Linked DNA regions of Homo sapiens: region 2 is linked to region 1. The links are chromatin contacts, found by Hi-C in ENCODE. All regions are on one chromosome and are shown on one strand. Each heading gives the region's core, a stretch centred on a gene start or an enhancer-like site at or near the end of the contact. The rest is flanking DNA. Distances are from core to core; before and after follow the strand shown.

What was found. Hi-C counts contacts between places; a loop is a spot of excess contacts on that map. Pooled maps may share reads with other maps.
Region 2: a map of natural killer cell shows a loop between it and region 1 (4-fold over the local background). The contact joins the promoter of LINC01537 here to the enhancer-like site in region 1. A Hi-C loop is called at or near these places in 2 of 168 maps with a recorded cell type or tissue (chondrocyte and natural killer cell) and 4 of 50 pooled maps.

The regions. Positions count from the first base shown.
Region 1 is chr11:72,515,813-72,520,895 of GRCh38, reverse strand. No RefSeq gene overlaps it. Among named protein-coding and RNA genes, the nearest start is that of LINC01537, 52 kb to the left of the region's middle. Within about 2 kb of position 1,500, at least 3 of the 41 ENCODE cell types and tissues checked have a DNase peak (open chromatin) inside an H3K27ac peak, as active enhancers do; they include natural killer cell, where a contact is called at or near this core.
Region 2 is chr11:72,569,159-72,574,130 of GRCh38, reverse strand. It overlaps LINC01537 (long intergenic non-protein coding RNA 1537), which reads right to left and starts at 3,475. Exons shown (of 2, transcript NR_126364.1): 1 at 3,224-3,475; 2 at 909-3,103.

The DNA.
Region 1 (5,083 bases), core at 251-2,750:
TTCTGGCACTTTGGGAGGCCGTGGTGGGTGGATCACCTGAGGTCAGGAGTTCAAGACCAGCCTGGCCAATATGGTGAAACCCTGTCTCTACTAAAAATACAAAAAAAAAATTAGCTAGGCCTGGTGGCATGCACCTGTAATCCCAGCTACTCAGGAGGCTGAGGCAGGAGAATCGCTTGAACCTGGGAGGTGGAGGTTGCAGTGAGCCCAGATTGTGCCACTGCATTCCAGCCTGAGCAACAGAGCGAGACTCCATCTCAAAAAAAAAAAAGAAGGAGTAGAGGCCCTTGACCTGCTGGGAAAGTGTGTTGCAAGCTGCCCAGAGCCCACAGCATGGGCTTTAGCTCAGTATGAAATTTCACAGGTTCCCCTCATAGGACTCATGTATGGCACATGTATGAACCATCTTATGACACTATTAGTAGTATAAAGAGAAAAGCTAAGCTTTGTGACTGTTCTGTTTAGTAGTGCTATTTTTTTTTCTTATTTTGAGACAGAGTCTTGCTTTGTTCCCCAGGCTGGAGTGCAGTGGCATGATCTCGGCTTACTGCAACCTCTGCCTCCCGAGTTCAAGTGATTCTCCTGCCTCAGCCTCCTGAGTAGCTGAGATTACAAGTGTGCACCACTATGCCCCGCTGATTTTGTATTTTCACTAACTCTTGACCTCAAGTGATCTGCCTGCCTTGGCCTCCCAAGTGCTGGGATTATAGGCGTAAGCCACCCTGCTTGGCCTACTGGTGCTATTTTAGAAATATCTTTCAGATTCATGCTCTCTGACCAGCTCTAGCCACAGACTCAACTCTGCAAACTCTATTGTCTCCAAGATGTGAGAAAAGCAAGATTAGCAGGATGTAGGTTGGGAGTGGGTGGTAGATATTATCTGTTGTGTTAGCCACCAAATTAACATGAAGAAGTGAACTGCTATGGCTGGAAGATATGCCATCTTCAAGTTCAAAAATAACTGCAAATAAACATAAGACAATGTGAAGTGTGAACATAAGTTTCATTGTGAGTGTGCTGATGCATCCGTTCTGTGTTAATGAATCCCTACTTCAAATCTGGAAGTCTAGGCTCCTATGTACACTGCTTCCTGAACAGTTAACCAGGAGTCCTTGTAAAGAGCTTTGCCTGGGTCCTGCACCAGGGATGAGGTGACTCTGACATCTGGCTCCGGGTAGGGCACTGGTATTAAAACAATCCATCCTGGTAATAGGCAGAGCCACGTGTCATGCAGACTGCCAGTGAGAGAAACAGACTACGTTTTGGCAGATACTTCCTAACCCCTAACATTTTACTTTCCCATAGAGAAATATTGCAAGTCCTTTCACAAATGCTTTTAAAAAAATTCTTCTCAAAGTTGTGTTAACATGGGGCTCAAATTTAAGTCAATACTTCTGAATATCTCTCAAAGTTGTCAGTACAAAAGGAATCGCTCCTCAGGCACTAGTTGCTGTCTCTAGTTTTAAGCAGCCTCCTTTGCCTCTCAGAGTGTACTTTCACTTTGCAATAAACTTCTTTGCCTACTCTTACTACGGACTTGCTCTCAAATTCTTTTGTATGGCAAAGTCAAGAACCCCAACCAGCCCACAACAACAATTTGAGTGTTTGCAGCTTTCCCAGTTCCCTACACTGCAGAAAGTCGGGGATGACAAAGAATCCTAGTCTAGCCGGAAGCATTAAGAATATACTGAAATTGATGTCTAATTGTGAAAATTCTATGAATATGGTAGGTAAAGAATTTCTTTCAGACAAAAAGCACTTGGGGAGCCATAATTGATAGGAATATATTGCATTGAATAAAAATTATGTTTCAAGTTCTAAAAAATGGTAATTTTTTTTGAGATGGAGTCTCGCTTTGTTCCCCAGGCTAGAGTGCAGTGGCGCAATCTCGGCTCACTGAAGCCTCTGCCTCCTGGGTTCAAGTGATTCTCCTGCCTCAGCCTCCCAAGTAGCTGGGATTACAGGTGTGTGCCACCACACCCAGCTAATTTTTGTATTTTTAGCAGAGACGGGGTTTCGCCATGTTGGCCAGGCTGGTCTCAAACTCCTGACCTCAGTTGATCCCCACCCTCTTGGCCTCCCAAAGTGCTGGGATTACAGGCATGAGCCGCTGCACCCAGCCAAGAATGGTACCCTTGAAATAATTTTTTTTAATCAAATTTAATCCTGTCACAGAGTCAGCATGATTCTAGGGCAATCAAAAATATGGGGGCCAAGTCTGAACCAACCACATCCTGCTTTCTTTTATTAAATAATAGTAATAATTCTATGGATGTTTTTCTTCTAAAATTTGTATTCTGAATTTGGGAGCCTTTGTATTAAATACTGTTAAACCTCAAAAAATGACTTAAATGAAATTATAACTAAAAATTTAAAATTTCTCCTTAATTCTAAAAGAAGTAATTTTATATTTTTCTCTGTATAATAAGTGCTTTTTTTATAGAATGCAAGATTGGGAATTTTAAGCATGGCATATTTTGATTTTATGTGAAAATTTAGATTTCTTCACTAATATTGAACAACTAAAGCACTATACAAAATTAATATAAACATGGCTGTTCAAATGAAATTTTTTGCAAATTGAAATGTGCTATAATGATAAAAACTGGTCTTCTGTGTTTGAAAATTATATGACTCTATGAGAAAATTTCCACCTAAAATATCTGAGCACCACTTAAAGTTTTGCTGTCTGACACATACCTCAAATAACTACTTTTTAATTTAATTGTTTAGTCATCTTATACTTTGATTATATTATTCTAACATTCTTAATTGATTCTTAGAATTTTTAAATTGTATAGCATTAGGGTAATGAATATTTGTATTTATCCAATGTCTCTATATATGGAGTAAATTCTAATCTTTGATCTTCAGGCAAAATTGTAAAAGCTTCTATTTAATATACCCTTGTTTAAGGACTTTTATTTTTTAGAGGCAGGGTCTTGCTCTGTCACCCAGGCTGGAGTACAGTGGCACGTCATGGCTCACTACAGCTTCGACCTCCCAGGCTGAAGTGATCCCCCTACTTCAGCCTCCTGGGTAGCTGGGACTACAGACATACACCACCATGCCCGGCTAATTTTTTAAATTTTTATAGAGACCGGGTCTCCCTATGTTGCTCAGGTTGGTCTTGAACTCCTGGGCTCAAGGGATCCTCCTGCCTCAGCTTCCCAAAGTGCTGAGATTACAAGCATGAGCCACCATGCCCAGCCTTCTTTAAGTATTTCTAAGACTAGAGCTATCCTCCTTAAATTGTTAAAATCCCCCGGAGGAAGATTTTGACTGGCCCCGAGTTAAGACACCGCTAATGAGAAAATACTTTGCTTTTACATCCTATCTACTTTAAAATCACTTAGCAGCTCCTTATCCTCTACTCACAGTGGTTCTCAAGGTTTGAGTGCATAAGAACTCAACTGGGAAACTTGTTACCAACAGAGATTCCTGTCCTTTTAGCTGTTTTCCTTTTTCCAGATCTGACCCCACCTCTCTACATGGAATATTTCTTGCACAGAACTAGACTTTGCCTCTTGACATATAAGCCCCCTACCTCAGTCACCCCAACCCTCAGATCGTCTCCCAGCCCCATCCTAATACCAATGTCTCCTCAGGGGACATTCCTAATTTCCTCACCTTCAGAGACCCTTCTTCCGCTCTTCAGAGGGCCGAGTTCAGACTTGTCAATATCTGGTCTCCTGCAGATCCTTGATTTGGTCCCTGTCCCTCTCTGACAATAGTGTCTGAGAACAAAATGCTCTCGCCCTTTTATGTTTTCTTTCCATGGAATTGATATGTGTGTGTGTGTGTGTGTGTGTGTGTGTGTGTGTGTGTGTGTGTGGCTTGTGGCTTAGAGGTAGGTCCTGAAAAAAGCAGAGATTGCTGTAGATCCTTTCCCCATACACTTGGTTTTAACCGATTACCTGAGCCATTTGAGGGTGTTAGAATTTGAGAGAATTAGGGCAAGGCAAAGGAAGGACAGATGAGCTTTTTTTCTGTCAACTTTTATTTTAGGTTCAGGGGGTCCATGTGCAGGTTTGTTACATAAGTAGATTGTGTGTCACTGGGGTTTGGTGTACAAATGATGATGTATCCAATAGGTAGTTTTCTGAGCTTTATCCTCCTCCCACTCTTCCCCTCAAGTAGGCCCCAGTGTCTATTGTTCCCATCTTTGTGTCCATGTGTACTTGGTGCTTAGCTCCCACTTATAAGTGAGAACATGCAATATTTGATTTTCTGTTCCTGTGTTAATTCACTTAGGATAATTCTTCCAGCTCCATTCATGTTGCTGCATAAGGCATGATCTCATTCTTTTTTAATGGCCGTGTAATATTCCATGGTGTATCTATACTGCATTTTTTTATCCATTCCATTGTTGATGGGCATCTATGTTAATTCTATGTCTTTGCTATTGTGAATAGTGCTATGGTAAACAGGAGAGTGAATATATGTGTTTGGTAAAACAATTTACATTCCTTTGGGTGTATAGCCAGTTATTATATTGCTGGGTCAAATGGTAGTTCTGTTTTAGGTTCTTTGAGAAATCTCCAAACTGCATTCTCCAGTGACTGAACTAATTTAAATGCGCACCAGCAGTGTATAAGCATTCCCTTTTCTTCACACCTTGCCAACATTTTTAAAAAAATAATAGCCATTCTGACTGGTGCAAGATGGTATCTCATTGTGGCTGCATTTCTCTAATGATTAGTGACATTGAACAATTTTTCATATGCTTGTTGGTTGTGTGTATATCTTCTTTTGAGAAGTGTCTGTTCGTGTCCTTTACCCATTTTTTTCCCATGGGGTTGTTTGTTTTTTGCTTGTTGATTTAAGTTCTTATAGATTCTGAATATTAGATCTTTGTCAGATGCATAGTTTGTAAATATTTTAGCCCATTCTTTAGGTTGTCTGTTTACTCTGTTGATAGTTTCTTTTGCTGTGCAGAAGCTCTTTAGTTTAATTAGGTCCCACTTGTCAATTTTTGTTTTTGTTGCTTTTGGAGACTTTGTCATGAAATCTTTGCCAAACCCAATGTCCAGAACGATATTTCCTAAGTTTTCTTCTGGGATTCTTAGAGTTTGAGGTCTTA
Region 2 (4,972 bases), core at 2,226-4,725, 51 kb before region 1:
TGAGCTCCCTGCAAAGGTGAGCAAAACAGCTATCTGAGGATGCCCAGGGAGGAGAGGTGGGAGGAAGGGAGAGAGGACAGATGGGAGGAGGCTCTGCACAGAGCCTGAGGACAGCCCTCACCAGGTTACAGAACACAAGGCTTGACCCCATTGGCTTCCTGTAGCTGTCCTGCTCTCCCAACTTAATGGTTTCATTTTGCATTTTATTTAAATTTCACAATGATTCTAGCAGATACCATTAGTCTATTCTGCAGCCAAGTTGTCTAAGGTTTGGAGAGGTTAAGTAATGCACCAAGGTTAGGATTTGAGCCCTACCTGTCTGATTCCCCTCCGAGAGCTGTCTGATTCCTTTCTCCTCCTCTGGGATAGGGAAAGGAGACTCAGAAGGACGGGGTCTCCATCTTCAGTCTTTGCAAGACTATTGTAGGGCATTGGGATGGTGAGCACAAAGTGGGTTGAAGCCCCAGAGAAAGAGCTGAGAGCTGGGATCAACTGTGTGTGTGCATGTGTGTGTCTGTGTGTGTGTGAGTTGGAGTAGGGGGCAGGGAGAAAAGAGTGGGGTGGTGGTGGCTTGTAGTGCAGCTCAGGGCCACCAGGTGGTGTCCAGCCCTCGCTGTCCTCACCTCCCCAGAGGTCAGAGAAGGATATGGGAGGGGGTGGGGTGGGGTGAGGGGGACGCGGCGGGGACGGGGGGGACGGTGGTTGGTAGTCTCACTCCTGTCCATTCACCTACAGGTTGAGTATCCCTTATCCAAAATGCTTGGGGCCAGAAGTGTCTCAGATTTAAGATTTTTTTCGGATTTTGGAATATTTGCATATACATAATGAGATATCTTGGGAATGAGACCCCAGGCTAAACAGGAAATCCATTTATGTTTTATATACACACAGCCTGAAGCAGTTTTATATAATATTTTGAATAATTTTATGCATGAAACAAAGTTTGTGCACATTGAAGCAAGTGTGGAATTTTCCACTTGTGGCATTATGTCGGTGCTAAAAAATGTTTTAGATTTTGGAGCATTTTGGATCTCAGAACTTTGCATTAGGAATTGAGGACTAAGTCTGATATTCTGTCTTACCCAGATTCCTACCTAAGAGGTCTAGGAAGTCATGCCCTACAAACCATACATTCTCATCAGATGGGTTTTATTTGACCCTATATGTTGTGATTTACTTTTCAATCTGACTCTGGCATAACATTATGAGACAAGGAAAAAAATATTTAACCCCAAAATATATTTCCGTGCCATACCTTGAAATTGCCCTGCAAAGTCTCTTGTGGGAAAAATCCACATTCTATAGAGATTCCCCTTCCGCCTTTGTTTTCCTTCCTTTCTTTCCAGATCCAGGAGATAATCAACTAAGTAAGAGCCAGGCACCCTTTTAAGTCCGATAAGAGACAATTTACAACTTGCTCTGTCTGAAGTCTGCTATCTGAGAGCTTCCTCTGCACAATAAAACTTGGTCTCTATAATCCTTTATCTTTAAACTGAACATTCCTTTCTATGGATCCCAGGTCTTTAGACAAACTCAAACAATTGTCAACCAGAAAATGTTTAAATTTACCTATAGCCTGGAAGCCCCCCGCTTTGAGTTGTTCTGCCTTTCTGAACCAAATCAATGTATTTCTTATATGTATTTGATTGATGTCTCATACCTTCCTAAAATACATAAAACCAAGATGTATCCCGACCACCTTGGGCACATGTTCTCAGGACCTCCTGAGGGCTGTGTCACAGGCCACGGTCACTCATATTTGGCTCAGAATAAATCTCTTAAAATATTTTACAGGCTGGGTGCAGTGGCTCACGCTTGTAATCCCAACACTTTGGGAGGCGGAGGTGGGTGGATCACATGAGGTCAGGAGTTCAAGACCAGCCTGACCAACATGACGAAAACCCAGTCTCTACTAAAAAATACAAAAATTAGTCGACCGTGGTGGCAGGTGCCTATAATCCCAGCTACTTGGGAGGCTGAGGCAGGGAGGATTGCTTGAACCCGGGAGGCGGAGGTTGCAGTGAGCCGAGATCGCGCCACTGCACTCCAGCCTGGGTGACAGAGTGAGACTCCATCTAAAGAAAAAAAAAATTTTTTTTTACAGAGTTTGACTCTCCATCAACAGAATGCTGCACCTATATGACCCTCTCACACTCACAAACACAGAGGCATTCTCATGCTGACACATGCACACACACACATGCTCATTCTTTGACACACAGGCATGTTTACCTGCAGACTCCATACAGCATATACCCTGTACAGTACACACCCATACAGACTCATTCTTTGACACACAGGCATGTTTACCTGCAGACTCCATACAGCCTATACCCTGTACAGTACACATCCATACAGACTCCTCAGGGAAAATGGAAACTGTTTCTTGGAGGCCTCCAGCCTGTATAGCTGTTCTCTGAACAGAACTGAGGCCCATCAGTTCTACCTTAGTGAGATCCCTGGAGGTGGTACCTGCCTGATGAGCGGTCTCCCTCTGCAGAACGGTCCCTGGGAAGGCAGAGCCAGCCTTGCGTGTGAACAGGGATAGGCAGAAATGATGCTTCCCTCACCCCTTCTCTGTGCAGGAAATAACTACTAGAGAGCATTGCAAGGCTTGGTGCTGTGCTGGTGAGGGCGGACGTCATGACAGGGAGTGAACCCAGACCATGAAGGGGGCTTCCTGGAGGAGGGTGAGGTGAGGCAGGTCTTGGAGTTTGGATGAGGAGGACGGGAAAGGACTTGAGGACATTGCAGATAGACCAGGAAGGCAGGCTGGGAGGTGAGGAGGTGCAGGAGGCTGTGCTTCTCGGGGCTCAGTCTCCTTGAGACAGGGGTGGGACTGAGGGGTGGATTGGTTGGGGGTGTGCTGAGGAAGGATGGTGAGTAGATGCTATTTTCATAACCTTGGTTGCAGTCTCTTGGGAGGGTGCCAAGTCCAGGCAGGTGAAGGAGTTGAAGGTCTCCTCCGAGCAGGAGCTAAGCCCTCCCCCTCTAGTCTTAGTTTTTCTGTCCATAAACTGGGATGATGAACCCCGCTGGAGGTGGTGAGGGTCGGGGGCAGAGCAGAGCAGCCATTATGCTCAAGACAGGCTCTGGACTGCACCTGGGGAGAGAAGGGAGAATCAGGGTTGGGGCAGGAATGAAGGAAGGGGCATGGGAAATCAGGGGAGGAGGCAGCATGGGTGGTGTGGGAGGATCAAGGATGTCAGGGCAGGCCTCTTACCTGACTGAGGTTTGCACTCCTGGGTTCCCTGTCCTGAAACACAAAGCAAGAGTTGTCCCCATACAGCGAATCCCTGCTCTTCAGCACTCTTTGCAATGCCTCTGGGCTTTCCTTTCTATCCTGGCAGGATGAGTGTTGGGATTCCTCACTGGTCTTAGTTTTCCTGTCCATTAACTTGAAGGATGAACCCACTGGAGGCTTTCAGGATACAGAAGATGTTCTGAGAGGAAGGCTGCCCTGTGTCTGGGCAGCTGTGTGGGAATGAAGTCTGATAGACGGCACAGCCAGATTTTTCTCTGAGGGAATACCAAGATCAGTCCATACAGGAAACAAAGCACAACATCAAGTTTGGGGACTGGTGGGTCAGATGTGAGAATGGGAGGTGTGGCAACATCCTGCCAAGATGGCTGCCACTCTCAATCCCTAAATCACCCCTGGGAGAACTACAGAACTGATTGGGATGCATAGGATTCTAGGAAAAGACAACAGTGTTATAGCCCAACAAGTTCTTCTTGCCTGCTGCCCAGAAAGACTAATGCACTGAGAACAGCAGGTGCTGCAGCAAAGAAAGAGTTTAATAATCACAGGGCCAGCCAAGGACAGGAGATGTTTCTCAAATCTGCCGTCCTGAGAATTTGGAGGGTAGGGTTTATTAAGTATAGTTTGGTGGGCAGGGGACTAGGAAATGGGGAATGTTGAAGAATAAATCACAGGGAGTTGAAGCTGTCTTCTTGCACTGAGTCAGTTCCTGGGTGGGGGTCACAGGACTGGTTGAGTCAGTTTCCTGACTTAGGTTACTGGTCTGGGTGGTAACATCTGGTTCCTCAGAATGCAAGGTCTGAAAAATATCTCAAATACCGGTCTTAGGTTTTACAATAGTGGTGTTATCTATAGGAGCAATTGGGGAGGTTACAAATCTTGTGACCTTTGGCTTCATAACTTCTAAGCCATAATTCTAAACTTATGGACAATTTGTTAGTTTTATAAAGTTTTATAAAGGCAGTTTTGGTCCCCTTGCAAAAAGGGGGTTAGTTTCAGGAAGAGGCTATCATCATTTGTTGTTGTTGTTGTTGTTGTTTGAGACGGAGTCTTGCTCTGTCGCCCAGGCTGGAGTGCAGTGGCACGATCTCGGCTCACTGCAAGCTCTGTCTCCCGGGTTCATGCCATTCTCCTGCCTCAGCCTCCTGAGTAGCTGGGACTACAGGTGCCCGTCACCATGCCCAGCTAATTTTTTGTATTTTTAGCAGAGATGGGGTTTCACCGTGTTAGCCAGGGTGGTCTCAATCTCCTGACCTCATGATCTGCCTGCCTCGGCCTCCCAAAGTGCTGGGATTACAGGTGTCAGCCACCGCACCCAGCCTCATTTTTGTTTTAAAATTAAACTATAAACTAAATTCCTCCCATAGTTGGCTTGGCCTGTGCCCAGGAATGAGCAGACGATGTGCTTGTGAGGTTAGAAGGAAGATGCAGTCAGCTGTGACAGATTTCTCTCACTATCATTCTCAGTTTCTCACTTAATTTTTCCACGGCAGCCTGGGGTGCGCTGGGAGCAGGGAGAGATAAAAGTGAGAACTGGGTTGGAGAGGAGTGCTTGGACAGTCACTGCCTCCCATTTCACCTGTGCACAAACTCCTGATGTGAGTTGATTCAGTGAGGAGGGGCCAGCCAGGTCCCCGTGGGCATCATCCTAGCACTTTCTCTCCCCAGTCCCTAGGATGGGTGGCTCACAATCCAGGGAGATGCCTAGGG